2 separate regions of the Mus musculus genome follow, and region 1 is linked to region 2. A link is a loop called in an ENCODE intact Hi-C map of the cell type or tissue named here. Cell type or tissue: left cerebral cortex. All regions are shown on one strand. Each heading gives the region's core, and the rest is flanking DNA. Links, peaks and the distances in the headings are about the cores only. Region 1 has its middle 55 kb from the start of Strit1. Region 2 has its middle 29 kb from the start of Gm34240.

The links. A loop is a pair of places that touch in the nucleus more often than their neighbours do. Peaks named below come from ENCODE experiments on the same cell type or tissue, not always from the same donor. Only the 100,000 strongest peaks of a DNase experiment are listed, where the experiment ranks them.
Region 1: a loop joins it to region 2, with 3 times the contacts of the local background. A loop is called at or near these places in 2 of 42 quality-filtered maps.

The regions. Positions count from the first base shown.
Region 1 is chr3:63,536,642-63,542,030 of GRCm38, forward strand. No RefSeq gene overlaps it. Among named protein-coding and RNA genes, the nearest start is that of Strit1, 55 kb to the left of the region's middle. In left cerebral cortex, for the core only: a CTCF peak has its summit at 2,433; no DNase peak of the experiment used is centred there.
Region 2 is chr3:63,407,340-63,412,728 of GRCm38, forward strand. No RefSeq gene overlaps it. Among named protein-coding and RNA genes, the nearest start is that of Gm34240, 29 kb to the right of the region's middle. In left cerebral cortex, for the core only: no CTCF peak of the experiment used is centred there; DNase peaks (open chromatin) are centred at 3,390, 3,856, 4,267 and 4,621; H3K27ac peaks cover 234 bases.

The DNA of each region.
Region 1 (5,389 bases), core at 70-5,069, 130 kb after region 2:
TCCTCAGCCATCATCAGAGAAGCTTCCTCCTGCAGCAGATAGGGACAAATACAGAGAGCCACAAACAGCCATTATGCAGAGAGTGAGAGAATTTGAAACACTAAGCCCTAAATGGATGTCTTCATCAAATCCCTTCCCCCCAGAGTTCAAAGAATCTTCTGGAACCTGAAAGGATGGAGGACATCAAGAAAATAGACAAAAACAAAAATAAAACAAACCTTCAAAATCAACATGAACAAAACTCACATGAACTCACAGCGACTGAAGCAGCATGCTTAGGGCTTGCATGGGTCTGCGCTAGGTCTTCTGAATACATATCATGGCTTCCAGTTTAATGTGTTTGTGGAGTTCCTGAATGTGCAAATTCGTGAGTCTCTTATTCTTGTGCCTTCTCATTGTGGGTTCTTTTACTTCAATTTTTCTTGTCCAATTCTGATGTGATAGTCTTTCTTGTAGCTTTTTCTATTTCATTTTGTTCTGTTTTATTATTAAAAAGTAAAACACAAAATGAGCTATGCATATGCCTACAATCTCAGCACTTGAGTAACAAAACAAGGAGGATAAGCAGGAGAGGCAAGAGGAGGATTGCTACAAATTCAAGGCTAGCCGGATCTGTACAGCAAGGTCTAGGCCAGCAAGGGCTGCACAGTGACACACCCCACACAGTAGAAAATATAGTGTTCCCTTTGGAAATAAATTAAATTTTACCAAAAGAGTGGAAAAAAGTTAAATTTAAAATGTTCATAAAATTTAAAAATGCCAAATGATCAACCCTGAGAACATACATAGAAGTAATATATGAGTAGAGCGGTCTATATTTAGAATATGCATGTGCATAGATACATACATTAACAATTAGTGAAAAAAGATCACTAATTTTAAAGAGTACAGGAAGTGGCATATGAAAAGATTTGGTGGGGAAGAAAGAAAAAAGAGAAATGTTATAATTATAATCTTGAAACAAACTTAAAAAATATTTATAGTTTTGCTTAAATTTATTTCACAAATAACATGACTATAGAAGACACTTAGAATATAATGATAAATGTGTTTCGTCATTTGCTTCACTAATTTTTTAAAAGAGAATTATATCCAGGCTTACCCTTGTTTCAAGGATGTTAAAATGAGAAAGCTGGGCCTGGCCCTTGCAGCCTTGCAGTAGCTGTCTAAATTCTGCTTCCTCCAGGGACCTGTTGCCTCTACACCAATCCTAATTCTTCTGTTCTTTGAGTTTACAGCATGAGACTCTACCTATACCTGGGCAGGGTAGACCCTGTATGCTGGAAAGCACTGGCTTTCCTGCCATAGAATAGACTGTACGGTAAGCACTGGCTTTCCTGCAACAGGGTAGACCTGTATAAGTACTGGCTTTCCTGCCATTTGTTGCTGCAATTCTGGCAGTCTTGTTGCCCTACCTGGATTACAAATTCCTTGAAATCAACTCATTTTTTAAAGTTCTACACTGCACATAGTACTTAATACAAGAGTGCTCTCTCCCATCATCTTCCCATTTTCTTGTCCTTAAACAGCTGAAAACAAAGCAAAACAGTATAAATTAAGAAAACTGAATCAAAATAAGATTAAAACTGAAGATGTTGACCAACACATAAACTAGTAAGTGCCATCATTACCAAACCAGGCTCAGTTTTTTTTCTATCCCACGTTCTGACAACCATGGAAACCACAAATAACACACACACAGGAAGGAAAATGTTTATTTGTGAATTGCCTAAGGTGTAGAGAGAGGGGACCAAGTCTCAAACCACCTCCTGGAGGACAGGATTTGCTGTGCTTATGGGCTTGGGCATGAAGAAGGTTGACTGGATCAAACTCCATCACTCTCCACGAGGGAGAGTTTATCTATTGTCAACGAAAAGCAAGAAGTGAGAGGAGGTGGATTCTCAAGTATCTGCTCCAAAACAAAACAAAACAAAAAACAAGTATGTTTCCCCTCCATTTCAAAATATTCATATGCAAGTGCTTAATTCATAGTTACTACATAATATCAATTGCTATTAGCATATATGAATAATATGATGTAGATGCTTACATATTATTGATCCATATAAAATCATAAGAGATATTTTCATTTGCTCAGTAATTTTCAAGTTCCAGCTTGTTTATATGGTTAAATCTAAATTAATCATGCTTGTCTGTAGCTATGCCACCCTGAACATAGGGGATCGTCTCTGTCTAAATTAATCATGTGTGGTTCTATATGTGAACAGTAGTGGTACAATAAGACACTCTTTATATTTAATGGGTACTTTCCTATTTTTCTTTAGTAACTATTTTCCCAGTGAATATTCTTAAAAGAAATTCTTTCATAATGTTTTTGAGAAGGTATCTTAGCACCAGGATGCCGGCCTTCCAGCCTTCCAAAGTTGTGCAGCTGTTAATCTCAAAGCAGCAGCTCTTTAGCTTCTAACCCCCTCTAGTGAGCAGTGTACACACTCAACTCTTTCTGAAATACTCTTGAAGACAGAGGACCTCTGCAGGTCCCAGCCAACCTTCAGTCAATAACAGCATTGCTCCTCATAGGTCTTAGTGACACAGCATTGCAAGTAAGGACTCCTAAATGGACTACATTTGTATTTTTCCTGGGCCACATGATTCCAGCGTTTCTTCTACTTATAAGTCCAGTCATTATCTTTAATTCAACTTGAATCACAAAGGCACAAAGTAAAGAATACAATCACCGTGTTTAAAAACATCAGGGGCTAATTAGATCTTCCACTATCTTTCTAATTTCAGTGCAAGGAATCTCATTTACCCACTGAAGATAACACAGACTCGATATAATTTCATGACTGGGATGAAGAACAAATGACATAGTTTAATACTGGGAGTATGGGGGTAATAATTCAGTGCTATAACAAGGGAGCTGGGAGCCTACACAATTGTCTCTCAGTGTTGACATTTATTCAGAAATTGGATAAATCTCGGTCATTTGTAGAATTTCAGTATAGCCAGTTGGGCCTTTGCATTTTAATTAAGTGTGACTTTTCTGTTGAACTTATGCCATAAGTTTTGACTTGCACAAGTTTCAATTTGGCAAATCCAATAAATAAATGAGCATTGAATAATATGCATTCACTTTAAATTTATGCATTATTCATTCCTGCGATGCTTTCTGCACTTTAATTATCTCTGGAGATTACTTTGCACATTCTGAGCATAACTCCCTGTCCACAGGGGGATCCTGAGCAGTTGATCTGCTCACACTTTCCCTTGACACTGGGTTTTGCTTGTTAGCCACAAGCCTCAGGTTGAACATGTTCTCAATCATTCCTACCTTTGCTGCTTTGACAAGCATTCCCTATGATCCTATTAAATGCTCACTGTGCTTTGTTCTGTATCTTTTATAAGAGAAACTTGAAATTTTAACAGATAATTCACCCAGGATTGCCAAAAAGCCAGGAATTCCCCATTTGTACTCAACTTTGAACTGAGGAAGAATATGATAAGTATAAGTGTTCCCACTTCAGGTGCAAATGAAGGCTGTTGAGCTGTGAAGGACAGCTTTAGAAATGAGAGGATGCTTGACCTAGGTCTCAACAGTCAACTCAAAAACAATTCAGTGCTCATCCACCAACTTTTTTTCTTGACTTCTTATTTCTTAACACACACATAAATCAAGTTATCCAAAGGACTTGGTCAGGAATATGGACTTGAAAAAAGGATGGAGAAAAAAAAGAGCAAAATTAAGGAGAACAGAAAGACAACAGATGCCTACATCCTGTCCTGTTGTCACATACGTTAGGTGCAGCCCAAGAACAAGAATATCAGGTATGTAAAAGGCATGCACATGCCAAGGGCTCAAATTAAAGACAGTCCTGCTATCTGCCAGGCTACAGGGTAGAAGGAAGAACAGTGTCTATGCCTAGGGCCTCCTACCAGAAAGGACAGGCAACTCCCCAGAACCCTCTAGCAAACTGGAAGGTATGAGCTAACATTTACTTGCTTTGTATAATAGTATTTCAGGTAGATTGAGACAGACATAAGGAGAAAATCCATCTTAAAACAGAATAAGATGGACACTTCTTTAGTGTCGCTGATAATTTCTTCTTCAGTTAGATTCAAAAGCAAATTAGGGTAGAATAGTTCTGAGCACAGTCTTCCATAAACACTGGTCCATCCTATATCCCTCATGTAACAGTGGAAACCTGTATAGATCAGAACATGTGGGGAGGCAGTTGCAGATCTTGACATTGAAGCCTGCTCACTCTTCTGAAGTCTAACTCAAAAAGCATGACTTTTCTTTTTCTTTTCTTCAACCTCTCTTTTGGATATTGGCCAAAAGCTTTCCTTGATATCCTGAGCTTTCTTCTTTTACTGAAAACAATTGTTTTTGATGGCTTCTATGCCTAATTCAAGATGTTGATTTTCTCTCCTCTTTCCCCTCTCCCTCTTCCCAATAATGTCTATGTTTGCAGTTCCATATGCCCTGTTGTTTTTCTCCCAAACACTAACAAAATGATTCTTAAGATTAATCAGAGAAAAGATGAAGAGAAGAAACAAAGAAAGAAAAGGAGGGAAGAAGAAAAGGAAAGTAATGTAGAGAATAAGCTTTCTGTTCTCTTGTTGACACATTCTCTCATCTTTGTAAGACATCGAGCTCTGTTGCCCCTCCAAATCCTCTAGAAAGGCTTGGACTCAATCCTGAGTCAATTCCAGGTGCCACTTAATCTCAGTTCTTCAGTTTCCTCAGCTTTAAAATGGAACTAATAATAATAAGGCAGATGTGTGTCAATAATAAGGATCTGTTCTGAGCAATGCTCTGTTAGGCAATTTTGTCATTGTGTGAACATCATAGGGTATATTTATACCATCCTACACTATCAATCACTGGGTGGAACCAATGCTAAGGAAGAACAAGACTTTGTCCTTATTTTCAGAATACCATTCCGTTTTGTCACTTTGTCTGAAACCCAATTTATTGATTCATCTGACCCAAAGTATGTCCTGCCCTTGCTCTGAGTAGAACAGAGTAAAGACTGCTGAGAAGGGACATTGAGAACAGCAAGACATAGTATCATTTAATACCTACCAGATCAAAACTACGGACCAAGTATATGCATGCAGGCACCTGCACAAGCGCCTGGCAACCATGACGGAAGCCATGAAATTATGGAGATTGTTGAAAGAAACCTGTGATTCCGAATCTGTTTACAACTCCGTCTTCCAGATATTCTGATTTATTACATGAAGCAAATCCCTGAGAGGTAAACTTCCAATTTTCTGACCATCTTTAATGCCTCATTCTCTCCTCTTTTGCCTCCTCCTCTTCATCTCCCTCCTTCATCTTTGGTGCTATGGGTGGTACCCAGGTTCTTGTTCTTGCTATGCTGGTGATCTAAAAGACACACCAAGCATCCCAATGCCAAGG
Region 2 (5,389 bases), core at 282-5,281:
AACCAAAAACAAAAAAACCAAACAAACAAAAAAAGAAGCAAGTGGTTTTCCAGGAGAGCAGGCCTTGTCTCCAACTAATGGAGGTGTGGGAATTCTCTAAAACAAAGGGCAAAGTTGTTAATTTTCAATATTTCTCTGGAAAGCAAAGTTTTTCTAGAGTGAACAAAAATATCAACTTGGTTTATCTATACTCCGTAGTTATAGATTATCTCAACTGTCACTTTCAATTTGGTAAAATCTGTTAGATTTTTCTATAATATAGCTGGTACATACATTGACTAGAATGAAACTGATATATCAAAATCTAGAGCCTCCTCGTCTAACCCTTAAGGCAGTTGTGAAGAAACACATCTGTCTCTGCCCCACATCTGACAGACACAGATATTTTTGCACTAGGGTAATTAATAGAAACAGTAAATGCTTTGGAAATGCCATTTGGCATTGCGGACAGCAGGGGATTAAAGTGAGGCGTGATAGATTTAACAAGCTCTAAGTTCCCTCAAGAAAATTTGCCTAGCTTGCATCATCAAAAGACTCCCTATGGAGCTTCTAATTTTCATATTCCACAAAGGGAATTTCAGGTATTTGCCACTTTCCTCAGAACCTCACCTCCACTCACTGCTCTAGAGCCCACTTCAATAATTAAAAGGAGGTGGAATAGTCATGGACTTAAGTCTCTTTACTGACAGTCTTCTCCTCTATGGGACTCAGAGAGAAACTTGCTCCATAACTTCTCTGACAGTCATTCACTATCTCCTGGTCTATGAGGGATCCTCAGTCTCCTGTCTTCTCATTGTTGTGGAGACCCTTTCTTTTTATGCACCTCTGCCTTCTGATTTATCTGGGGCCTATTTGGTTACTTCTTTGAAGTTCTTCTGCACCCAAGCGATAGTCTTATTTCTTTTTTTCTTTTTGTTTTTTTTTAATTAGATATTTTCTTCATTTACATTTCAAATGCTATCCCCAAAGCCCCCTATTACACCCCCCACCTCCCCTCGCGTGAGTCCTGCTTCCCAACCTACCCACTCCTGCATCCTGGCCCTGGCATTCCCCTGTACTAGAGCATAGGATCTTCACAAGACCAAGGGCCTCTCTTCCCATTGATGGCCGACTAGGCCATCATTTGCTACATATACAATTAGAGGCACAAATCTGGGGGTACTGGTTAGTTCATATTGTTGTTCCTCCGATAGGGCAGAGAATCTTAGTTCTTAAGTGCTGAACCTCTCCTGTGTTTCACTAGGACACTATTTTTCTTCTTATTTTCTATGACTCCTTTTCATAATACTTTCTGGATGTGTGGCTTTAAATATCATCTAGTACTCTTGATTTTATGTGAACCTGTACAGTTCTCTCTGGAGATCTAATTTTATGTATTCAGCATACATCGACACCTCATCATCTAATTTTATATGAATTGCAATGTGTTTAAAATAAACCTAAAGGCTCTTCATTTGGGACCTTTTCTTGCTTGTGTCATTTCTCTCAGTGCTTAATGTCTTCCTCACTACTCTGTTGCTCTCAACTGCCATCATCACTAAATCATCAGTCTTTAATTCCTCGGACTTTACCTTCTAATATGTCTTGTATCATTTATCTTCCTTTTCCCTTATCAAAGCTCATTTTGCTTATGTTGCTGGAATATCTTTTCATTATCCAACCTTGTTCCTCTTAACCTGTTGAGTACATACCAACCCTGAATATGACCCGTGGGGTACCTCAGGATAAAGTGCACATAGCACATTATTTTATTTACCCCTTCTGAATAATATCTTTTCAGCCACATCTTTATTTAACCTTTTTATGCGTATCATTCCCCCACAACAGCACCTAACTCTGCTTCACTATCATTGCATTCCCCTAAATAAAATGAAATGGGAAGTGAACCTGTGTCTCATGCAAACAGTCAGGTCAGCAATAAAATAAAGGAGAAAATAGTAAAAATCAAAACCTAGGATTCTGCAGTTCCTTAAATGACCCGAGTCTCCTGAAGGGAAATTGTGGGCAGGTTTTATTGTTCAAGAAATTCACAGCTTGTTCATCTTATCCCATCTTCCACACTGATACCTCAACTAAAAATTTTTTCTAGATCTGGTTCATCTTCCAGAAATCCGTGTTTAAATCACTGTCCTACCCTCTCTCTTTACATTTGTGTATCTGTCACCCTCAGGATCTCAGTCATACTTCCTCACTACTTTTCAGTCCTTCAGAACGTTTCACTTTTAAACTTTTCCTTTTATGAAGCTCAGTTTGTGCTAAAATGTTGATGTAAGCAGTCAAATACTCTGAATAAAATACTTAAACTTTCAAGCTTTTATTTTTCCCCATTACACACCAACACCCCACCATGGAAGAAGACAATTGGCTATATGCCATTGAGGCCCACCATTGTACAAGAAAATTGTGTATATATTTCTATCATCTGTGGTTGTGGAAAACACTGGACAGACCCAATTTCTCTCTCTCTCTCTCTCTCTCTCTCTCTCTCTTTCTTCTTCTTCTTCTTCTTCTTCTTCTTCTTCTTCTTCTTCTTCTTCTTCTTCTTCTTCTTCTTCTTTTTCTTCTTCTTCCTCCTTCTCATCCTCTTTCTCCTTCTCCTCCTCCTCCTCTTCTTATTCCTCCTGTCTGTGGATCAAGATATAAAACTCTCAGCTACTGCTCCAGTGCCATGCCTGTCTTCTTCCTACCATGATGATCATGAATTGATCCTCTAAACCTGTAAACAAGCCCACAGTTGAATAGTTGAATTTCTTTTTTTTTTTAATATTAGAGTTGCCTTGACCATGGTGTCAACTAAAACTCAATGCAGTTCACAGCAATAGAGCAGTAAATTAGACACCGTCTACTAAAGACAAATGGAAATGTGCATACCAATGAGATGACTGCTTATTCATTAATACATAAAGAGATAAGTATTAGCTTAATATTAGTTACAAGACATGAAGCATCATAATTTTCCAGAACCTAATCATCAATTCTGAGAATTCTGCTTTGCATAAATACAAAGTGACAGAATCAGGATTGGAGTCATTAAAAAAATATTCGAAATTCTGTCCTAATCCCAAGTCAAAATTCCTTTAGCAGCAGTTTATGAAACTCAAGTCAGCACCTGAAACAGCAATTTTACAAATCAATTATAGCACAATACAATGTAAAGACATAATAATTTGACACTTTAATGCTAAGGAACAATAGTATGAAAATATTAGGTCACTGTTTCCATATAAAAAGATTATGTTTCCATAAGAACAGAAACTTTTGCAGGTACAGTACAGTAAAGCACTGCAGTTCCTAACATATAATACTCTTGGAACTTGCTTTTGTTTTCCAGCCCTCATCCCCATGGCATGGAGAGGTGATGCACACAGCTAAAAATGGGAAAGTTATATTTATCAGCAAGCCAGCAGGGAAGTCACCAAGTATAACAAGGGTATGCCAAAACACCCTGATTCATTTTGCATTTGATTTTGAAAAAAATTTTAGTCATCATGCATTCCAAACCCTTTATTGCTACTAAAATTTTCACAACCCCGGCACTCATTCTATGATACCATGTAGACCCTGATCCACACTTTTAAGAAGCCAGGGTCTAAAGCCCTATGCTAGTCTTATGGCTTTTATATCTGCTTCATTAATTCAAATTCTTTAGGTTGTTTTCCAACAAGTTTCATCTGACAGGAGTTGCACCCCATTCTCAGGTCTCTTCTGCTACCATGGAGATTCCCTGTCTCCCCAGAATACACCCCGAGTAGAGCTAAAAATAACCTGGAAGCATAGAAAAATTCTGTGGTCCCAGCATCATCCCAGACCATTTAATTCAAATATATTGTCATGTTCCTGTATTCATGGGCAGCTGTGCGTGAGTCATTGTCTGCCCAAGCTCTTTCGGTTTGCTTCCGTATTGGTGACTACCTTCCCCAGAAGCTTCAAGGATAGCTGTCCTTTCTCTTAGTCTTAGAACTTTCCAAGTTACCAAGTTCAAACAGAATTTTTTCTCTCTCCCTCCAAAATGTCAAGGCATTCCTCCATTGTGGTTTAGCTGAACACTGCTGTAGAGATACATGAAGCCATTCTGTTCTGTGTTTTATTGCTATGAACTGCTTTTCTCAAAAGGTGTCCATAGGATCTCCCATTAGTTTCTATATTCTGAGAGCTTTTCATAATTGCTCTGGCCTCAAACTATCTTCATTCATTTTTTTTTCATGCATTTACAGCCTCATCTAGTTTTGTGAACCAAATCTTTTATTTCAGAGAAACTTTCTTAAACACTCCCACTCATGGCTTCCTTCATTTGTGCTTGTTCTTTTCTTCTTAAACTCACACATTTTGAAGAGCAGATGCTCATACCTTTGGTTTTTTTCTAGTCTACTTTCAATTATTTTGGGTCATAGGACATGCTGGATAGCTATCCTTGCTCTAATTTGAATGTTGCAACCCTGATCCTGGATGCCTCAGAATGGGACTAGGGTTTTTACAAAGATAAGAAGTGAAATAGGTCATTAAGGGGGCACACTAGCCCAATAAGTCTAATATTTTGATTAAAAAAAAACTGATTTGGGCACAGGAACACATAGAGGAAGACAGAGTGTGACCAGGGAGATGGCCACCCACAGACCTCAGAATATCCTAGTCACATTGGTTCCTAAAGCACAGACTTCCAGAGTCTGAGAAATTTGTGTTCCTTGGGCCACCCAGACTGTGATATTTTATTCTTGCTCCCTGGTGAGAGAACACAGTCTGCTTTATAGGAGATTTTCTCAATTCTATTTTCCAACAACTATCAAGGAATTTTTGAAATAAATATTTGCTATCACATTTTATGTTTTAAAGACTCCTCTTTTGTTCCCTAAATGATCCATTTGTTCATGCTTCAAGGACACAGTATCTTTTCCTCTTCCCCTGAGGACATGGTAGTTTTCGTTTCCAGGTTTACATGTTTATGCAGTTTACCTACTGTATGGGCGTCTTTATCTTTCAGACTGGGGGTTCTCTTAGTTATCTGTTTGCTCATATTTATGAGTAAGGCAATAAAAGGGTAGACTTGAAGTTTGTGGGTGCTCAATGGGGTTTGTTGACTGATCTCATGCCCTTTGATCCTTAACTCAAAGGTTCAAAACTGTGCTTGTAGACTGAGTCTGACATGAATGTGTCTGTATTTTGTTTTGTTTTTCTTTGGATCCGTGGTGCCTTTAAACTGGTATGTTGTTTTTTAATTACCCACAAACCTCGCTCCTCTTGTTTGATTTGAGCAGCTTATAAGTTTGAAATTAATACCTACCTCTTCATTGAAACCAGTGAATTTCTTGAACATAAGTTTGAAGTCACTGCCTCTGGGATAAGTTCCATAACACTCACAGCTGGAGTCCAACTCTGCCTCCTTGGATATCAA